Regions from separate parts of the Homo sapiens genome. Here regions 1, 2, 3, 5, 6 and 7 are each linked to region 4. A link is a contact called in ENCODE Hi-C or POLR2A ChIA-PET data. All regions are on one chromosome and are shown on one strand. The core of a region is the stretch at or near the end of the contact, and the rest is flanking DNA. Distances in the headings are between cores, read along the strand shown.

Region 1 (2,700 bases), core at 151-2,650, 1.6 Mb before region 4:
GTGTAGCAAAAACTGGACCCAGCCCTGGGGTGCTAGTATGATGTGACACTTGCATCCAGGGAGGTCACCATCTGTGTATGTGGAGCCCATTCTTATAGAAAAAGAGTAAACTCTGCTAAGAGCATAGAAAAGACTTGGGAAAAGTACCCAGCAAGGCAGCAGAAAGGCTCCTGCAGAGACGACCTTTGAGCTAGGTCCTGAAGAGGTGGCAAGGAACCAGGACAGAACATTGGGAAGGCCCTTTACCGCACAGAAAATGGCTGAGCAAAGTTCCCAATTTCCCCGAGACGGGAGCTGAGGTCGACCAGGAGCGGGATCCTTGGTCTGCATCCCGCATGGGGCTTCCTGCAACACCCAGGGCAGAGTGCTCGCAGAGGCCTGGCCTGTGACAGGCTGGGCCAGGGGATAAGGAAGTTCTGTCACATCAGGTGCGTGAGAACCACCTCCTCCCTAGCTTCAGTGTCAGGAAGGGATGCCAGCGTCCTTCCAGCCACTTCATATTTATAAATTCCTTTAATCATCATAACACCTCACAGAGACAGGCATCAATATCCCACTTTGCAGACAAGAACACGGGCTCCAGGAGGGGAAATGGGGCCACCGAGGCCAAAGTAAGAGTCCTGCTTGGACACCAGCGGAGCACAGCCTCTACTCCTAGGGCCTGGCCTCGGGACCTGTCGAATGCCGACTCCCGCTCACCCCGAACCCATGCAGAACGATCTCACAGGGGGCGGCGGGGAGTGGGGAGACCCCGCTGCTGCGCGACCCCTCGCTGGAGCTGCTGGGCCGCCACGCGCGCCTTCGGTCCTAACGGCAGTGCCGGCCGAAACCCGGCCCTGCTCGGACCCGGAAGGATCCGAATCCGCCCCCCTGACAGGGTCCTCTCGGCCGAGGTCACCCCAGCTGGGCCAGAGGCAGGCGCACGCGGCTCTACAGGCAGCGGCGTCGGTTTCGGCCCGGCCCTGCCCCCAACGGCTCCGCTCTCCCGCGCTCACCCCGAGCCCAGTCCGCCATCGTGCCCTGCCCCGGCTCCTCGACGCGGACACCGACGCGGCCACAGCCGCCTCAGACGTGGCGCAGTCGCGGGGAAAGAGCTTCCGGCCCCGCCCCCAGCTAGCGATGGCCCCGCCTCCGCACCGACCACGCCCCTAGATAGCCCAGCCCCTTCCGCTTCGGGCTCGCTGACTTCCGGCTTAGGGCCGAGGGTGGGGAACTGCCGGGCGCGGAAGCGATGGGCATATCTGTGGCTTATTTTCAGCACTGTCGCGCAGACAGTGGCGCGATCTCAGCTCACTGCAGCCCCCGCCTGCCGGGCTCCCAAGGTGCTGGGATTACAGCAGCACCGCGGATGTGACGTTTGGTGTTCCTGTGAACGTGGGGCGGGGCGGGGCCGTTTGCTTGCTCAGTGCCTAGACGATGGTGGTGGAAAGACGCTTCTGTGGGTTAGGTCCTAACGGTTAGGAAGGATTCACAGGCGGGTCATGAGGAAGGAGCAGACCCCTCGGGCAGAAGCCCGCGAGGAGCACTGGGTGTGGTGGGGGCAGGGGTGCCTCCTCTGTCAAGTGGAGATCGGCGCCTCGCTCGTGCCTGCGAGTGCGCGCCGCGTCGAATACAGCCGTACAGAACGCACTACAGGAAAGTGAAGCCGGGAGAGAGACTGGGAGGCGGCGCGGGGACTGGGGGCCGTAGACGCCTTTGCTCCCGGGCACTTGTTAGAAGAGCGAGTGGATCGCGCTTCCTGTGCGTCACTGAATCCTCATGACGGCCACTGAAACGGACACGCAGGATCTTTGCTTTTCAAGAGGGAACTGAGTCCAGGCCAGACTGGGTTGCTCCCCTTTCTCTCGGCCCCTCCACCTTTGCAAGTGCTGCTCCTTCTGCCTGGAGTGGCTCCTCCAGTCTTTTCCCGGCTCACTTCCCACCGTCCGGTGTCAGCAAAAACAGCACTTCCTCACAGCCCGTTGCAGCCCAGCAGTCGCCTTTTGCTTCTTTTGAAGCACAGCCCTGTGACCGCCTCGTGTCCTTTTGTTTTTCCTTGTCCCCCTTCCCCTCTGGAACATAAGCTCCACAAAGGCAGGGACCTGGGAATCCCGTTCGCCTGCATTCCCCAGCAAACGCCTAACGAACCCAATGGCCCAGGACTGAAAATTCCTTTCCACTTCGGCTTTCCCCTCTACATCCCATCGGTTCTGTGGAGCTCGAGGGGCGTCACTGTGTGTGTGGCAGGGCACGGTGGGGGCTGAGATCGTTTCCTGTTGGAACTTCTGGCCCAAGAAGCGCGGGTCACAAGGAGAGGGGTCAGTTCGGTTCAGAGCGACTCAGCCCCTCGACTCGGGTCTTAAAACCTCCGAGCCGCCAGTTCTGCCTCAGGCCGCGCCCCCTTAAAGCGCCACCAGACGCTGCGCCCCGTTAAAGCGCCACCAGACGCCGCGCCCCGTCCCGGCCTCCCCCGCGCGCTGGCGCGGGGCTTTCTGGGCCAGGGCGGGGCCGGCGAACTGCGGCCCGGAACGGCTGAGGAAGGGCCCGTCCCGCCTTCCCCGGCGCGCCATGGAGCCCCGGGCGGTTGCAGAAGCCGTGGAGACGGGTGAGGAGGATGTGATTATGGAAGCTCTGCGGTCATACAACCAGGAGGTAAGCGGCCGCCTGAGGCCGGGGGGCGGGCACGGAGGGGGTGGGGCAGGGTCGTGCGCGGGTAGCAGG
Region 2 (2,700 bases), core at 1-2,500, 1.1 Mb before region 4:
GAGAGATGAGCAGGGGTGGGTCTGACTCAGGCTGACCTGGCACAGCGAGGCCACCCACCGACAGGGACCTCAGCGCGTGGCCACCACACCCCCAGCACACATGTGTTCCTGTCTGCTGCCTGTGGGTTGAACCCTATAGCATTTCCTGGCCTGGATCTGTCTAGGGCTGGTACTCTGAGAATGAGGCTTTCTCCGGGCCAGGGTACCCTGTATGTACCTGGACAGGGAATCCGGTGCTGTGGAGCAGAGATGGGCTAACACCCACTCGTGTCTGTGGGATGTGTGTCTGCTAGGGGCAGATGCATGTCAGGGAAGCCTCATGCTGGGCCACAAAAAAGGCCTGCTGTCCACAGGGAAGAGCTAGCTGGGTGCCAGAGGCCACTGTTGCCACCCACAGGCCCTGCTCACCTGGCAGGTCCAGAGGGCACACGAGCTGGCATGCCCAGAGCCCTCTGCCCCACCACCCGTCCCACTCAGGGCTTCACCGTCAGACCTGCCTTTCCCTGCCTCAGCCAGTGGTGGTGACAAGCTGACCTCTGAACTTCTACCTGATCCCTCCTAGCCCCCCCCACCCCTGCCGCCCCACTCTTCGGGTGCAGACTGGCCACAGCTCTCCGGGCTGCGCTGGGCCCTTCATCTCCACTCTAGTCCCTCCCAGGGGTGTACCCTGGCCCTCCAGGGACTGAGCAACCCCCTTCCTCCTGGGAGCCTATCTCCAGTCTGGGATGAGGACACCTGCATGATAGGGGCAATCCTGGAAGTCAGGCCGACCGAGGTGGGGAGCGGCCATTCGTCCCAAGAAGAGAAGCAGGCCCAGAGATCCCAGGGCGGAGAGGCAGGCCTGGGCCCGCACGTCACCCAGTGCAGCGGAGAGGAGCTTCTGGGTGGAGAATGATGACAGTGAGGGGCTCTGCCTGGGGAAGAACCGGCAGGGGTTCCCTCTGAACGCCAACCCCGCCTTTCTCTGCCCTCACTCGGCAGTTCCCACCCCTGGTTTATGAGACAGCTGGCCAGGGCCCTCCCCCTGCACTGATGTTGCTATAGAAACCCTGCAGCCCCAGCCGGGCCCCGGGCTGTGAGCCGTCACTGTCCCCCCTTCATAGTCAGGTGAACTGAGGCCACAGGCAAGCCAGGGAGACAGCAGGAGAGCAGAGACCACCCCACAGGAAGATACCGCTGCTTCCGAATCTGCAGGGGTAAAATCCTCCACCCAAGAAGCCGCCAGGCTCCTCCTACCCCCAAGAAAGGCAATGGGGGTGAGGCTCCGAGTCTGGCCGGCGGCTCCCCATTCAATCTCCCGCTGTCCCCGTCCTCTTGGGGCGGTGCTTTCTATCCTGCTGGCTGGAGGGTCCCGGAAGGGGACTCCAACTGCGCGATGCCTCGGCCAGAGGACAAAGGAGAAGCGGGTTGGGGGCCGCTCTCTGCGCTCGGAGGCCGGCTCAGGCCCCTGCCCTACTGCTGGGGCTCAGCCGACCGCTCCGTCCTCCGCCTGGCCACCGCGACTCCGGCCACGCACGTGTCCACAGATGTCCGGTGAACTCCCACGTGTGCGTCCCACACGGGTCGGCCTTTCTTCCTTGGGCTCGGGCCCCGGACACCCACCCTCGGGGACACGTATGTGCGGGGAGCGCGCCCGGAACCGTCGGGGCCGAGCACGGCGTCTCACGCCAGAGCAGCCGCGGATCGGAGCATCCGCTGGTCCAGGACCCCCCCTCCCGCCCGCCAGGCCACGTTGTTCGGGCAGCTGTCACCTCCCTCGGCCGCCGCAGCACCTCTCGCCCCCGCAGCCCGGCCGCGTTCGGATGGGCGCAGCAGAAGGGAGCCGCCGGGCAGACACTCACCACGCTCGCCGCCGCCGCCGCGCTCGCCTGCCCGCCCCGCGCTCGGCCAGCACCTAGGCGGGGAGGCGCGTCCGCTCGGCGCCGCGCGCGCTCCGCCCTCGGCCTCCTCCGGGCTTCGGCTCCCCCTCCTGGCCGTCGAGGCTACTGCGCCCAGCCAGGCCACAGCCACGCGCCCACCCGCCCCCTGGCCGTGGGTTCCCCCGGGCAGGGTGGCAGTTCTGCGCGCAGAGGCCGGGCCGCGCGTCCCCAAGGTCCTTTCTTGGTTTCCGGGCCTCAGGCCCCTGCAGGCACAAGGACCCGCGGGGCGCGGGCAGGTGGCAGAGCGCCGGTGGATGAGGGTGCCCTGGGGGAGGCGTGGCCTCCAGGGCAGACACAGGTGATCCGTGGAACTGCTGGGCCAGCGCAATGGAGAAGTGGAGGCACAACCCCACCCGCCGAACAGCGACTTTGTATCCAAAGCACCCCACTTGGGGCTGGGCGCAGTGGCTCACACCTGCAATCCCAGCACTTTTGGAGGCCGAGGCAGGCGGATCACTTAAGGTCAGGAGTTCGAGACCAGCCTGGCCAACATGGTGAAACCCCGTCTACTAAAAATACAAAAATTAGCCAGCGTGGTGGCAAGTGCCCTAGTCCCAGCTACTTGAGAGGGTGACGCAGAATCGCTTGAACCTGGGAGGCAGAGGTTGCAGTGAGCTGAGATCATGCCACTGCACTCCAGCCTGGGTGACAGAAACTCCATTTAAAAAAAAAAAAAAAGTAGCCCATGTGGGTTACTTTGTAGCACAGCTCCTCCCTCCCAGGAAGATGAGGACCCACAGGAGGCCCCAGGCACAGTGGGAGAGGACAGGACCAGGATGTG
Region 3 (2,700 bases), core at 177-2,676, 1.2 Mb before region 4:
TGTGGCAAGAAACTATAAGCAGCTTATATAAAAATGTGGACTGGAAAGCCACAGCAGCCTCCCCAAAGGAAGCCCGACAGGAAGCGGGGCAGGAGGAGCAGGTCCTTAGGGAAAAAGGCAAGAGGAAGAGGGAGGACTGGGAGGGGAGCCTGCACAGGTGGCTCCGCAGCCCCCCTGGGCCACCACACAGCCACGCTGACCTCTGGCATCATGGCCTCCAGCAGGCTGCCCACCCCTGGCTCCCCAGCGCTCAGGTCATGCCTGAACTGGCCCTCAGGAAGTGGGGGGTTCCTGGTGACCACAGGTGCCCACCCACCCCAGGGCTTCTCCAGGACAGGTGGGGGGAGCCAGGATGGACGAAGGCAGGGCAGGGGCAGAGCTGCACAGGGGGGACCAGTAGGAGGCGGGGCTGCCACAAAGAAAAGGGGGGCAGGGGGCAGGTGTGTGCAGGGCAGGGCCAGGTCAGGTGAGGCTAGGCAGGTCACCAGGGGCAGGTGTGCGGGGCAGGTGTTTGGGGTAGGTGGGGCAGGCTGGTCACCTGGGGCAGGTATGTGGGGCAGGTGTGCGGGGCAGGTAGGGCAGGCCGATCACGTGGGGCAGGTGGGGAAGGCTGGAAACGTCGAGCAGGTGTGCGAGGCAGGTATTTGTGGCAGGTGGGGCAGGCTGGTCACCTGGAGCAGGTACGTGGGGAAAGTGTGAGGGGCGGGTGGGGCAGGTGTGAGAGGCAGATGTGAGGGGTGAGCTAGTCACGTGGGGCAGGTGTGCAGGGCGGGTGGGGCGGGCGGGTCACGTGGAGCAGGTGTGAGGGGCAGGTGTGCAGGGCGGGTGGAGCGGGCTGGTCACGTGGAGCAGGTGTGAGGGACAGGTGTGGCGGGCTGGTCACCTGGGACAGTTGTGCGGGGCAGGCGCGCGGGGTAGGCGCGCGGGAACCGGACGAGGCGAGAGGCCGGCGGGCGCACTTGCCTGCGAAGGCTGCGGCAGCGGCGGCCTCGTCGGGGCCGGGCAGGGCCTCGGCGCCCATGTCCATGTGCCCGGGCTCCGCCGCCATCACCGCCACTGCCGTGACCCGCGGCGTCTCCCGCTCCGCCTCCGAGTCTGCGTCCTCCTCCGAGTCCTCGTCCCTGCTCAGCACCGGCTCCTCCGCCTCGCCTCCTGCCGCGGCCGCGGCCGCCGCCGCCACAGCGGCCGCGGCCGCCACCGCCGCCGCCTCAGCCAGGCCCAGCTGCTTTGCCGCCGAGTCCGAGTCCTCCATCCGGACTCCGCCGAGCCTTCCCGAAGGCGCCGTCCGGGACCGCCCGAAGCGCCGGTCGCGGAGCCCGAAGCGGGGCCCGAAGAGGACGCCCGAGCTGGGCCGAGGCCGCCCGAAGCCGCCGCCCGAATAGGGACCGAAAAGGCAGCCAGCCGCCGAGCAGAGCCGAGCCGAGTCCGCCCGCGGAGCGGAGCCGAGGCGAACAGAGGCTGCCCGAGTAGGAGCCGAACCTGCACGAAGCCGCCGAGCCGAGACCGAGTCCTGAACCGAGGAGGGTCGAAGTTCCCCGAAGTGGGAAGCCGAATCAGTCCGAATAGGTCCGAGTCCTCACGAGGGCTTCCGAGAGACTCGGCCCCTGCTCTCCTCACTGTCCTGACAGGCTGAGGCGGCTGTCGTCCCCGGCCGACAGGGCTGGACGGCTCTAGGCAGATTCTCGCCGGCGGCCGGCGCAATTCTGCCTCTCAGAGAGAGCTTAGTGCCGCGGGTTTCGCCCGTTCCCGCCGCCGGCGGAAGCCGAGTCAGCCCGAGGCCGAGCCGAGACGAGCCGAATGTCCCCGAGGCCGAATGCTCCCGAACGTCGGTTCTCCACCTCTTCCCTTCCGAAAGTGCCCGAGCGGTGCCGGACGGACTAATCGGGCCTCGGCCGTGGCTCGGACGTCCGCTCCCGAAACGCGGCGCGGTCGGGCCCCTTCGTCAGGAGACGCGAAAATGGCCGAAGGAGCGCGAGCGCGCGGGCCGAGAGGCTGCCGGGATCGCGACGGACCGGCGGGCGGGGCGGGTAAGATGGCGGCCCCGCGGCGAGGTGAGCTCGGGCGGGGTGGGGGCTTCCGGGCTTGCAGCGGCGGGCGCGGCGTTTCCCTGTGGTGACAATCCGGTTTCCGCTTTCGGTGCGCTCACGGGGCCGTGCCACCGTCTCTACGTGAGCGAGACAGCTCCGTCACCCCATCGAGAAGCGCGGCCTGGCCTGGCCTGGGTGGCGGGCGTCCTGCACCCCGAAGAGCTCCCCCGCGCGCGGGCGCCTGGCCCCGGGCAGGGTGGGTGCGGAGCGGCTCTGGGGGCCCCAGTCCCCGGCAGCTCTTGTCCCGCGCGTGGTTTTTGTGAAGACACGTGGGCGGGATGGGCGCAGGGTTTCGGTAGCCTTGGAACTCTCGCCAAAGAAAATCGCGGGCGCCGGTGCCTCAGCCGTCCTGCCTGAGAGACTCGCCTCCGAGAGGAGGAAGGGACAGACCAAAGCAGTAAATCGGCCATCCTGCAGAGGAGCCGCCTTCTGCTGTCTGTGGGTACAGCCAGAACTCCCATACGCGGGCGCTGAAGTGCCAAACCTTCGTGCGTGTTCTCTAGTAATTAGGTGCATTGTTTTGAAGGAATAAAGAATGGCTACTCCATAGGCAGGACAGCCTCTAGTAACCAGGTTTGTTTTGTGTATTTTCATTTGGTTAAAAATTAAGTTT
Region 4 (2,700 bases), core at 1-2,500:
TGATCTGGTTTTAGCCCTGCCCATCGTCTGGGCCACGGATCCCTCTGGTGCCTCCACTCGTGGGGCTCTGAAAGCCTCTGCTGGTCTTTGTGGTGTGTTTGGTGGGTGGGGGGCTCGCTGAGTCCCAAGGAGGCGGCCTCCGGTTCGGCCCCACCCTGATGGGTCAACACTCTGGGCCCAGGGCCCTCCCAACCCCTGGCCTCTCTCCAGCCCCTCTTTGCCTTGGGACCCCCTGTAAGTCCTTGCTGGTTGGATTTCTCAGGCCCAGCCGCTGGCCAGGGCTCCCTTCTCCCATTCTCCTGCGCTGAGGTTTCCAGCAGGGAAGCCTTCGCCACCTCTGTGGCTGCCCTACTCTGGCCCAGCTTAAGTCCTCCCCTGCCTCAGCTTTTGGGGTCTGGCTCCTGCAGTCATGCATCCCTCCTCCTGACCCTGGAGCCACTGCGTGGTCACTCCCAGAAGCTGGGGACAGTGAGGGCTGGAAACAGCCTCCATCCCTCCCCTCGGGCTGGCCTATGCCTCTTGGGAGGGTCCCTGAGGCACTGCCTTTAGAGCCTGGGGACACGAACCACTCGGTGGTCAACTCCAGCGACCAGAGCACGGAGAGCAAGGGGCAGCGGGGGGACGAGGCGGATGCCCGACAGCTCGGCATCAGCAAGGCAGTCCAAGACAGAACAAGGCACCCGACGGGTAGAACGCAGGGGCATCCCGGGCACAGCCCCCAAAGCCACCTGGGACCCACAGCTGTTTGATGTGCTCAAGGCTATGACCCCAGGCTTCGAGAAAAGACTCCACCAAGTTCCATGAGCACCTGTAGGAGAGCCGGCCTCTGGGTAGATTTCACCCAAAGAAGCTAAAACGCTCACGTGGTGCTTATGGGATCACAGACGTGTTTGTCCCTGATGCTGCAGGAGAACTGGCCACTCACAGGTGGACCTGATGGCCAGAGCTACTAGCGGGGACCAGGGGTAACATGGGTCCCCCTCCCCGAGCCATGAAGAGCTGCCTGCGGCCATCTTGGCCCTCGCACCCCGTCTCTGTCACCCCAGGCCCCTGTAACTTGCTTAACGCTTCCTGAGGGGTGGTTTGGGTTTTTTTTTTTTTCTTCCTCTCCTCTTGTAGCAACAGATTAAAAAACAACACCCTGACCCAAGCCGAGACAGGTTCCAAACCTCAACCTGCAGCCGGAAGGGGGAAGTGAAACTCGGCTGGGGGTGGGGGCTCAGAAGCCGCCCCAGAAAGCACTGAAAGCCACAGCACGTACACCCACTCCAGGGATCTGCCAGCACCCTGTGGGGCCCAGACTACAGGCTGATGGCGGAGGCTTCGAGTGACCCGGGTGCCGAGGAGCGGGAAGAGTTGCTGGGGTAAGGGTCTGCGGCGACGCCCGGCGCCCTGTGCCGTGTCCACGGGTGCATAGTCCTTGAGCTGCATGGAGGGTGGAGAACTGAGGTGCCTGATGGGGAATCTGGGGCCCCCAATGGGAGAACTTGGATGTCCGATGGGGAAACTGGGGACCCACAGACAGGTGGCAGGAAGTCTTGCTGGGACCCCCCTCTCACAACAAGGGTGGAGGTCTCTTCCGCCTGCCTCTGTGCCCTGGACTCACTGGGGGAGGCGCGTGGGATCCTAAGCCCATGGTGGATGCCTGAAGCGAGGAGACCCCAAGACGTGTCCTGGACTGCCAGGGAGGAGCTGGGGACTGTGGGCCCTGTTAGCTTGGGAAGAGGCAAGGTGGGGGCTGGGGAGCAGCTGTTCTGGGATGGGTGGAACTGGCCCGGGCCTGGCCACCTGCCCACAGGACTATCTGAGAGGGGCTATCCTGCCTTGAGGGTCTGGAGGCCGCCAGGCTTGGGGCCCAGCAGGCCTCAGGGCAGGGCACCCAAAGCTGCCCTTGACCTGCGGTAAAGGACAAGGCCAAGGATTCTGGCAGGTGCCTGTGCTGGGTGCCAGGCACCGTGTGTTGGTTGGAGTGGGGACATGAGGGGGCATGGCAGAGGTTGTGTGTAGGACTGCCAGAGCTGGGCAGAAAAACCCCGCTGCCAAAGGCCTCCTAGCGGGCAGCTGTACTCTGTGGTACCAATGGGCATCCAGCCCTGTGCTGGGGTGGGTGGAGAGGGCTAGCGGCTTAGTAACTGGGCTCCCTGGCAGAGGGGAGCTGCCGGCCAGCAGGCATCCAGGCATCACAGCTGAGCCTCGCCAGGGGAACCCGAGTTGCCCCCGGTGCAGGTCCCAGAAGAGATGGGAGGGCTCAGGGCGTGCGGTGCAGGGACAGGTAGGGCTTTGAGGGGCAGAGGGGCGACGTGCTAATGGTCAGGGGATGGGGATCCGGTGCTGGGGATAGAGGCCGGCCTAGGAGCAGGTCAGCGGGGGCTGTGGCCTGGTGTGCGGAAGGGAAGGCGCTGGGGCCCAGGTTGCAGAAAGAGTGTGATGCCCGCAGCCACACAGGACGGACCTGAGAGGAGGCCCAGGGTGACGCTCACATACCCCAAAACTGCAGCCAGGGCTGCTACCAGTCTCTGCCTTGGTGCTGACAGCAGAGGGTCCCGGTCTACCCGACCCGGGGCGGTGCAGGGACCACCTCCCGGCCTTCACACAAAGCTCCTGTGCTGTTGGTGGCTGCAGTCACTGTCCTGTGTCTGTGTCCTTGGTGGCCGTCACATTGCTGTGGGTCTGGTATGTGTGAGGGGTCTGCATCTCTGA
Region 5 (2,700 bases), core at 136-2,635, 1.1 Mb after region 4:
TATTTCTAAGGTAAGAGAATTTTTAAAAGTCTATTTTCACCCCGTAAACCTAATGCAGGAGGATAAGGCACGGGTTACTACAGGAAAAAGTAATGCAGACTGGGGGATGCGAACCAAAGCACAGACGAATGTGCCCCGACGATTCCTCCGAGAACATAATGAAATGGCGGACCTTCCTGCCAGAGGAGCGCACAGTCACCCAGGCAGGTGATGTGACACACACGTTAGGGTCTAAAGGTCCCAAGGCTGGAGTCCCCTTTACTGGACCCTAAACATGTCTGCCTCCTGCCCCGCAATCAGACTTAGAGAACTGTGGACGGTGGAAAGTCTTATCATGACCAGGCCATCCTTCGCTGGGGTGAACGGAAAGCATTCAGAAGGGGAAAATTGAAAACAACAAAGACTCTGGTCAGGTCAAAAAATACAAATGTGACCTCTTCCACCATCTCTGAACTGAAAGAAAAGCATGGCACTTTCCCATCCATAACATGTACAATTTTTTTTTTTGGAGATTTTGCTTTTCCCTTGTGAAAGACGGTTTTAAATAGTAAACAGACTTGCTGCCCACCTTGGCTGGGAAACCAAGTCCCGTGAGTAACTAGTCTAAGGCCACTCAGGCCAGTCCTCGGGGAGCGCACGCCGCCCAGCTCGCTCCCACCGCACAGCTCCCAACAGCTAAGAAGCAACGCCAAGGACTTTCTTCCCCGTCAGACATGCCCTCGGCCACACCAAACTGACATCAAAACCCCAGTTAGCCCAGCCTGACCCCACAGAGGCTCACGATGACAACCGCCCTACGGAAAAACTCAAATTCCTAAACATCTAATAAAGAAGTCCTGGACGTCTCCACCTTAAAAACGGGAAGCCTGAACGCTCCGGCGCGCCCGGCCGTGTAACCGCCACAGCCCCCGCACGCGGGGCGGGCTGGGCTAGCGGGAGATTTGAGCGGCCGCCGCCTCTCGCCGTCTTCGCCTCCTCCAAGGGGCCGCCGCCCAGGAGGCCGCCCGCGGCGCAGAACAAAGCGCCTTGACCTTCAGTGAGGCGGGCAGCCGGGCGAGGCGCGCCGGGAGTTGGGAGGGGCCTCCCGCCAGCGCCCCAGGCCCGGGCTCCAGGCCCCAAGCCCCAGGCCCCGCCGCGGCCGCCGCTGCCTGCCCCGACCAGAACGCGGCCCCGCCCCTGCCCCACCGCCCCGAGGCTTCCAGAGATGGCCGCCGCCGCGCCCGCGCCGGACCCGCGGCCCCACCCGCCCGTCCGGGCCCGGCCGCCCTCCCCAGCGCGCCGTTACCGGCCCAGCACCCGTGTCTCCGCACCTCACGCCTCCTGCGGCAGTGGCGGCGACCCTAGCTTCGCTCGCTTTGGGGCTGCGCCGCCGTGGCCTCCAACAACGCCGGCTCCCATTGGCCGAGGCTCCTAGCTCCTCTCTCCGCGAGCAAGACAGGCTGCGATTCGCCGAGCGCGGCGCAAGTCAACTGCGCTTCGCGCCGCAGTCAGCAACCAATCACAAGCCTCCGAAGAAACGCCGCGCCATATGCAAATATTCCTCCGCGCGGCGCGCGCCCTGCGTTCCTCCGCCTCTTTAAATGGGGCGGGGCAAGGTGGAGACCGCGTGTGTGGTTCCGGGGGGTCCCGGGTCCCCGCTCCCGGGACCTTCCCCGGGTGGCACCACATCCTCGCGGGACACTGGGCACCACCCCTCTCCGTGGGCCCCGGCCCCAGCCGTCTTTATCTCCTGCGCCCTCCCAGTTCCCTAGTTCAATCCCGTCCGCGGCGGGTCGGTGCCTCCAGCACTCCGTGCGCCCGCTGATGTGAGAACCCCACCTCCCATGTCGTCCCCTCGCGCTACTCCTTGAGAACATCGCGGAGGGCCCCTCCGCCTGGGAGCCGTTTTCAACCAGCCCCGTTAGTGGTTGGGACGTAAGCCTAACCCCCGCTCATCCCCCAGGTCCCAGGTTGGAGAACACTTCCTCTGCGAAGAGGTCGGGGCTGGGTCACCTCCGCGGACAGGACGGGACTAGCCACTGCCTGCATCTCTTCCCCCACGCCCTGAGCCCCGCAGTGTCCCAGCAGCCTAGTTCTGGCCTGCGGGAGACCCTGTCGGACAAGGAGGAAAAGCAGTGCGCACTGGGCCCTCAGATCAGCCCCCTGAAGCAGAGCAGGGCAGAGGGCTGGGGAGGAGCTGGCCTGTTTCGCCCGCCCTGTTCTCCCTCTCATGGTGCCCTCTGGGCTGGGGTGAAGGTACCAGCCCCAGCCTGTGCACATCACATTTTGTAGAAAGGCATCCAATTTGATTGGAAAATAACCCCTACGCTGGGACTTTTGAGGCTGGTTCATTTCCATGTTCAACCGTGCCATTGGGGGTCTTCAAGTCTAATGTGCATTTTTTTCAGAAACGTTCTCTTTTGGGATGACGTTACTTTTGAAACAATTGCTAATTATTATTATTATTAGCAAGTTATTCCTGTAATGGGGAAAATTTGAAACCATTTAAAGGCTCCTGGTTGAGGGATTAAGAACATAGCGTCGGTTATAAACCTCAGAGGTAAGCTGGGAGGCTGAGGCAGGAGGATTCCTTGAGCCCAGAAATTCAAGTCCAGCCTGGGCAACATAGTGAAACCTCATCTCTAAAAAGAAATTAATGCGGAGCGCCGTGGCTCAGGCCTGTAAACCCAGCACTCTGGGAGGCAGAGGCAACAAGTCCAG
Region 6 (2,700 bases), core at 31-2,530, 1.5 Mb after region 4:
CTCAAACCAAAGACATTCTGGTAAGGTGTCTGTGCCTAGGGAAAATAAAAAGGAGGAGAGGCACAAAGACTTTTTACAATAGCGTCAGGGGATGATTCTCTGCTTTCCTGTCACGTGGAATGATTACAAACAGAAAACAAATCTCTTAAAAAGTGCCGTCCAGGCTGGGCGCAGTGGCTCACGACTGTAATCCCAGCACTTTGGGAGGCCAAGGCAGGCGGATCACATGAGGTCAGGAGTTCAAGACCAGCCTGGCCAACATGGTGAAACCCCGTCTCTACTAAAAATACAAAAATTAGCCGGGCGTGGTGGTGCAGGACTGTAATCTCAGCTACTCGGGAGGCTGAGGCAGGAGAATTGATTGAACCCGGGAGGCAGAGGTTGCAGTGAGCCGAGATCGCGCCACTGCACTCCAGCCTGGGGGACAGAGCGAGACTCCATCTCAAAAATAATAATAATTAAATAGCAGGCAATCCGACTGAGGTGGCTCTAGTGCCCTGGGTTCTTAGGTTAAAAAAAAAAATCTAACTCAGATGCGTTTCTTGCAAATGACTATCTTGCAGAAACAAAATTCAGGCTTCGTCAACCACAAACCTCTAATTAACTTCTGATTACAGGACCAGAAAATTTCAGCCTAGATAGCTGAAATCAGGAGATGACGTAACTGTACCGAACTAATGAATGAATGTGGTTTGCTTCCTCATGCACCTGATAAAAGCCTTTCCTTCAAGGCCGGCTGGTGGGACCTCCAAACCCAAAAAACATGGTTGGGTCCTCTGCCATTCATGAATCGCTCTTTGCTCAAATAAAACTCTTTCACATTTTTGCAAGGACTCCCTCGAGAGAAAGGAGGGACTGGGGCCCCCACGGGCTACAGATCATCCTCTTATGCACAAACCACCCACGGAGTCGGGATTCTCCCTTCCTGACTCGGGGAGACGAGGGTCTGCGGGCGAAGAGCTGCCGGGGGGACATGGCTCTGGGCTTGGGCCAAAGCCGCTCTGCAGGGATGCGCCGGGGCGCGCGGGGCCCGGCCGCCATGGTGCAGCTGGAGGGGCCTCGGGTCCGCGGAGCCCGGAACCCACCCGGGCAGCCCGGTTCCTCCCGAGCCGGTACCGCGGGTTCCAGTCCGCCCCTCCCTGTCTCTCAGGAGGCCTGGCCCCTACACTCACCATCTCCTGGCCTCCAGAGAGCCTGGCGTTTCACTTCTGGATCTCCCGGTGCCTGCGGGTCACACGACCTACGGCTAGCAGGGGACACAGAGCCGCGGGGACAGGAAGTGGAGCTCTGTCGGGACAAAGGCCCCGCTAGATCCCGGAAGCCGTCCTCTCCTCTCCAGACATGTGCCTGATTGGACAGTCCCCGCCCCTACTCCTCTGATTGGATAGGGCATCACGCCCCGCCCCCTCAGGCCCTGAGTGACAGGAGCTGTAATCAGACAATGGGCCGAATGAGACAGCAAGGACAGGTGCTGGCCGCGATCTTTTGGAGCGGGGCTTCCTGCCTGCGCTGTCCGGCCCCACCTAGAGGATATTTACATTTCATCTTGTGACTGCGGTTATGTTTATTTATAAATAATAAATATATGTTATTCACCAATGGAAAGAAGAAAATAAAGACAATCATTTTGAATTTTTATATTTTATGGCCTTCCTGGCTTTTGGTCCTTTGAACAGACAGCCTGAAATTTCAAAAAGGATTCAAGCCTCTAAGAATTAAAATGTAAGCCATGTGTGAATCTTAAATTTTCTAGTAGCCACGTTTTAAAATGTACTAAGAAACAGGTGAAGTTGATTGTAATAATTTAACCCAGTATGTAACCATTTTCCTCTATGGTCAATATACAATTGGTAAGGAAGTATATATTTTGGGGTACTAAATCTTTGAAGCTCACTCTGTATTTTACCTTTTCAGCACATTTCAGTTCAGACCAGCTGTATTCCTGTTATTCAATAGCCACACATGATCAATAGCTGCCACACTAAAGTGCAGCTCTGAGGTCTAACCTCCCTTATGTCAGGAAGTGGAGGGTCTGAAAGTCCCTTTTCAGCCAGAGGTGAGGGAACAGCCTCTTGCTACAAACATCTCTCCTCCGGTCGAAGGGTGGACGAGATGGTGATCCTAGAGAGCATAGGGGAAAGCAAAAGAAAATATCCACGGGTAGAGGACTGCTGCCCATCAATAATGGGGCCCTAAGAGGAGAGAACACATCTTCAGATCTGTCCATAGCCTTGACCTCCAACATTTAGATATGGAGGAAATAGACTAGAGGCAGACTTATCTTGCTATTTGGCCTTAGCCCTAATGATCAAGCTGTGATTGTCTGTTTCTTCCCGTGGTTGGGGGGCTGTGTGAGTAAAAGCACCAATCACATATATACATGTGTACATGCATTTCTGTATGACGGAACATTATCTTACAAAAGATCCAACTTTAAATAAGGGGGGAGAATTAGTACCTATAAAGTGCTTTCTTCTTGCAGGTAACTAGGAATCAACCTTTCATTGAATCCTGGCACCCTATCTGCCCTGGGTGCATGTATTAGTTAGCTATTGCATAACAAATCACCGAAAACTTAATAGCTCATGATTGAGTTCATCAGCCATTCACGCTGAACTCAACTGAGCTATTCTTGTCACAACTGGACTGCTTCATGTATGTATGGCCAGCTGCTGGTTGACTAGGTGGCTCTGCTTCTGG
Region 7 (2,700 bases), core at 121-2,620, 1.6 Mb before region 4:
CGAGGAGGGGAGGAGGGGGAGGGGCGAGGAGGAGGCGGGAGGAGCTGGACAGGACATCGTGCCAGCCCGAGGGCGGAATGAACTTCAGAGAAGTTTGAGAGCAAAAGGTGCTTTGCTGCTGTTAGACCCTGAAATTCCACGGGTCCCTGGACAGTTTTGGGAGCCGGGAGGGTGAAGAGAGTGGATCAAGCTTCGTGGGGTGGACCCGGAAGAGATGGGGCAGTGAATGGTTCTGGGGGACTGCGGGAGCCTCCGGGGAGTGATTTTTTGCCCTGAGGGGAATCACCGCAGCGGGGACAAGGCTGGGGGAAAACACTTCCTTCTGCAAGGGCACTGCTGAGCCTCACTTGCTGGAGCTTGCACTGTGCAACGGTAAATTCACGTTGTGTGCCCTCACCTGAGCTTCTGATGAGGACGCTGGAGGGCTTGGCCCTTTGAAGTCCTCACCTGTCCCTCCTTGGGCTGGGGGTGGTGACTAGGAGGGGCTGCACGGCTGCTGCCCGGGTTGGTCCCGGCCATCCCAGCTCCCTGGTAAATAGGCTTCTCAAACTAGGATACCTGGGCCTTGGGCGTTACCTGCAAACCCTGTTCCTCGCTCTAGTTCCCCACTTCCATCCCTCCTCTTGCCTCAGCCCTTCTCATCTCACACGCCACATGGGATCCACCCTTTTTACGCATGTGCAGAGCGTGGCCCCTCTCTGATTCCCTTCCCCTCAGGAGAGCCGGACGTCTCCCTCCCTCACACCCTCCCCAGCCCCACAGCAGCCCAGGGAGCCTTGCCCGCTCCTCGGCCCCCCTGGCTCTCCCAGCCACCCAGGCCTCCTGTGTCCTGAGTGGGCCAGCTCCTGCCAGACCACGGCCCTGCCCTGCACCTGACTGCGTCCCCACCGCGGACCTGCCCCCTCGTTTATTCTCCTCTCTCCGCTCTGCTCTGTCCTTGGCACTGTTTTTGTTTGTTTTTTGTTTTTGTTTTTTGAGACGCAGTCTCGCTCTGTCACACAGGCTGGAGTGCAGTGGCGTGATCTCTGCTCACTGCAATCTCTGCCTCCTGGGTTCAAACTATTTTCTTGCCTCAGCCTCACGAGTAGCTGGGATTACAGATGCCCGCCACCACGCCTGGCTAATTTTTGTATTTTTAGTAGAGACGGGGTTTCACCATGTTGGCCAGGCTGATCTCGAACTCCTGACCTCAAGTGATCCGCCCGCCTCTGCCTCCCAAAGTGCTGGGATCACAGATATGAGCCACCGCGCCCCGCCCTTGGCACTGTTTAATCCATGTGTTGTTTATTTATGTATCCTGTTTATTTTCTGTCTCCCAACAAAGACGTAGCTCCTTCTGGGTAGGGCATTTTGTTCATGCTCTCAGATGCCGCCTACCGCCCTAGAGCAGGAAATAGCGGTCAGCGCCAGCTGTGAGGAGCACAGCATTGCGGCCAACACAGGAGGCACTGACCACGGGGCAGGCGCTATTTAAAAATCGTGGCAAAGGATCAGACGTAACAGAACTCTTTTTGTTTTAATCATTTTTAAGTGTGCAGTTCAATGATGTTAGTTACATGCACAATATTGTGTAACCATCACCACTATTTCCAAAATCCTTTCTATCCGTCAGACAGAAACTCCGTCCCCATTAAACAGCAACTCTGCATTCCTCCGTCCCCCCAGCCTCTGGTCACGTGTCTCATCTACTTTCAGTCTCTACGGATTTGCCTGTTCTAATTATTTCATAGAAGTGGATTCATACAGTACGTGTCCTTCTGTGTCAGGTTCATGTCACTCAGCGTGATGTGCCCAAGGTTCACCCATGCGTCGGGCTCTCATTCCTGAATCGCATTTCTCTGTACGGATAGACTGAGTTTTGTTTGTCTGTTCACCTGTTTAGGAACACTTGGTTGCTTCCACATTTTGACTGTTATGAATAACGCTACTAGCAAAGTGAACACGAGTGTGGTTTCAGTTCCTGTTTTCAATTCTTCCGCGTCTTTTAAGAAAAAACAAACTGTTTTCAACAGTTGCATCATTTTACCGTCCCACCAGCAACATGGGAGGCTTCCCATCACTTGTTTTCTTCATGTTTGTTTTGTTTAGTTGCATAATAATTGCCATCCTAGTGGAGGTAAGAAGGTATCTCACTGTTCTTTTCATTTGCATTTTTGTAATGACTAACGAGGTTGGGCAACTTTTCACGTGCTTGTCAGTCATTCGCATCTTTTTTTTTTTTTGAGAAATGTCTATTCAAGTCCTTTGCTCATTTTGAAATTGTGCTGTTTGGGTTTTGGTTGTTGATTTGAAGGAGTCCTTTTTATATTACGTATATGAATCCTTACCAGATATATGATTCGCAAACATTTTCTCCCATTCTGTGGTGATCTCTTCAGCCCCTTGATAGTGTCCTTTGATGCACAAAAGATTTTAATTTTGATGAAGTACAATTTATCTTTTTGTTGTTGTTGTCATTGCCCATGCTTTTGGTGTTATATCTAAGAATCCAAGGTCGGCCGGGCACGGTGGCTCACGCCTGTAATCGCAGCACTTTGGGAGGCCGAGGCAGGTGGATCACTTGAGGTCAGGAGTTTGAGACCAGCCTGGCCAACATGGTGAAACCCCATCTCTACTAAAAATACAAAAATTAGCCGGGCATGGTGGCAGGCGCCTGTAATCTCAGCTACTAGGTAGGCTGAGGCAGGAGCATCGCTTGAA

Evidence for each region. Hi-C counts contacts between places; a loop is a spot of excess contacts on that map. ChIA-PET counts read pairs that join two places held with the same protein, here RNA polymerase II (POLR2A). Pooled maps may share reads with other maps.
Region 1: a map with no recorded cell type shows a loop between it and region 4 (19-fold over the local background). The contact joins the promoter of RIC8A here to the promoter of LSP1 in region 4. A Hi-C loop is called at or near these places in 2 of 37 single-sample maps with no recorded cell type and 5 of 50 pooled maps.
Region 2: a loop to region 4 is called in a map with no recorded cell type, with 6 times the contacts of the local background. The contact joins the promoter of PANO1 here to the promoter of LSP1 in region 4. A Hi-C loop is called at or near these places in 6 of 37 single-sample maps with no recorded cell type and 3 of 50 pooled maps.
Region 3: a loop to region 4 is called in a map with no recorded cell type, with 27 times the contacts of the local background. The contact joins the promoter of DEAF1 here to the promoter of LSP1 in region 4. A Hi-C loop is called at or near these places in 4 of 37 single-sample maps with no recorded cell type and 4 of 50 pooled maps. POLR2A ChIA-PET finds 5 or more read pairs at or near these places in 1 of 52 experiments (activated B cell).
Region 5: a loop to region 4 is called in a map with no recorded cell type, with 10 times the contacts of the local background. The contact joins the promoter of NAP1L4 here to the promoter of LSP1 in region 4. A Hi-C loop is called at or near these places in 5 of 37 single-sample maps with no recorded cell type and 7 of 50 pooled maps.
Region 6: a loop to region 4 is called in a pooled map, with 9 times the contacts of the local background. The contact joins the promoter of ZNF195 here to the promoter of LSP1 in region 4. A Hi-C loop is called at or near these places in 2 of 37 single-sample maps with no recorded cell type and 3 of 50 pooled maps.
Region 7: a pooled map shows a loop between it and region 4 (39-fold over the local background). The contact joins the enhancer-like site here to the promoter of LSP1 in region 4. A Hi-C loop is called at or near these places in 5 of 37 single-sample maps with no recorded cell type and 5 of 50 pooled maps. POLR2A ChIA-PET finds 5 or more read pairs at or near these places in 1 of 52 experiments (B cell).

Annotation. Positions count from the first base shown.
Region 1 is chr11:206,308-209,007 of GRCh38, forward strand. RIC8A (RIC8 guanine nucleotide exchange factor A) reads left to right here and starts at 1,401. Exons shown (of 10, transcript NM_001286134.2): 1 at 1,401-2,631. The coding sequence starts at 2,548. It overlaps BET1L (Bet1 golgi vesicular membrane trafficking protein like), which reads right to left and starts at 1,092. Exons shown (of 4, transcript NM_001098787.2): 1 at 996-1,092. The coding sequence starts at 1,014. RefSeq lists enhancers at 1-7, 318-819, 1,366-1,987, 1,843-2,012, 1,988-2,607 and 1 more and silencers at 764-823, 934-1,053, 2,115-2,313, 2,314-2,603, 2,674-2,700.
Region 2 is chr11:796,376-799,075 of GRCh38, forward strand. It overlaps PANO1 (proapoptotic nucleolar protein 1), which reads left to right and starts at 1,251. Exons shown (of 1, transcript XM_034751809.2): 1 at 1,251-2,700. The coding sequence starts at 1,251. The coding sequence ends at 1,898. SLC25A22 (solute carrier family 25 member 22) reads right to left here and starts at 1,906. Exons shown (of 10, transcript NM_001191061.2): 1 at 1,842-1,906. RefSeq lists enhancers at 1-445, 51-190, 751-820, 891-950, 1,091-1,260 and 1 more and a silencer at 1,621-2,280.
Region 3 is chr11:693,796-696,495 of GRCh38, forward strand. It overlaps DEAF1 (DEAF1 transcription factor), which reads right to left and starts at 1,427. Exons shown (of 12, transcript NM_021008.4): 1 at 964-1,427. The coding sequence starts at 1,252. It overlaps TMEM80 (transmembrane protein 80), which reads left to right and starts at 2,021. Exons shown (of 5, transcript NM_001042463.3): 1 at 2,021-2,051. The coding sequence starts at 2,033. RefSeq lists silencers at 799-1,048, 1,069-1,188, 1,199-1,498, 1,999-2,418 and enhancers at 864-1,403, 1,404-1,945, 1,946-2,485.
Region 4 is chr11:1,851,834-1,854,533 of GRCh38, forward strand. LSP1 (lymphocyte specific protein 1) reads left to right here and starts at 1,251. Exons shown (of 11, transcript NM_002339.3): 1 at 1,251-1,364. The coding sequence starts at 1,312. RefSeq lists enhancers at 1-31, 1,023-1,342.
Region 5 is chr11:2,990,944-2,993,643 of GRCh38, forward strand. It overlaps NAP1L4 (nucleosome assembly protein 1 like 4), which reads right to left and starts at 1,386. Exons shown (of 16, transcript NM_005969.4): 1 at 1,311-1,386. RefSeq lists enhancers at 1-811, 1,356-1,650.
Region 6 is chr11:3,377,866-3,380,565 of GRCh38, forward strand. ZNF195 (zinc finger protein 195) reads right to left here and starts at 1,281. Exons shown (of 6, transcript NM_001130520.3): 1 at 1,173-1,281. The coding sequence starts at 1,175. RefSeq lists enhancers at 982-1,545, 1,234-1,528 and a silencer at 987-1,056.
Region 7 is chr11:267,546-270,245 of GRCh38, forward strand. No RefSeq gene overlaps it. Among named protein-coding and RNA genes, the nearest start is that of NLRP6, 9.5 kb to the right of the region's middle. RefSeq lists an enhancer at 1,935-2,004. Within about 2 kb of position 1,371, at least 26 of the 41 ENCODE cell types and tissues checked have a DNase peak (open chromatin) inside an H3K27ac peak, as active enhancers do; they include B cell, where a contact is called at or near this core.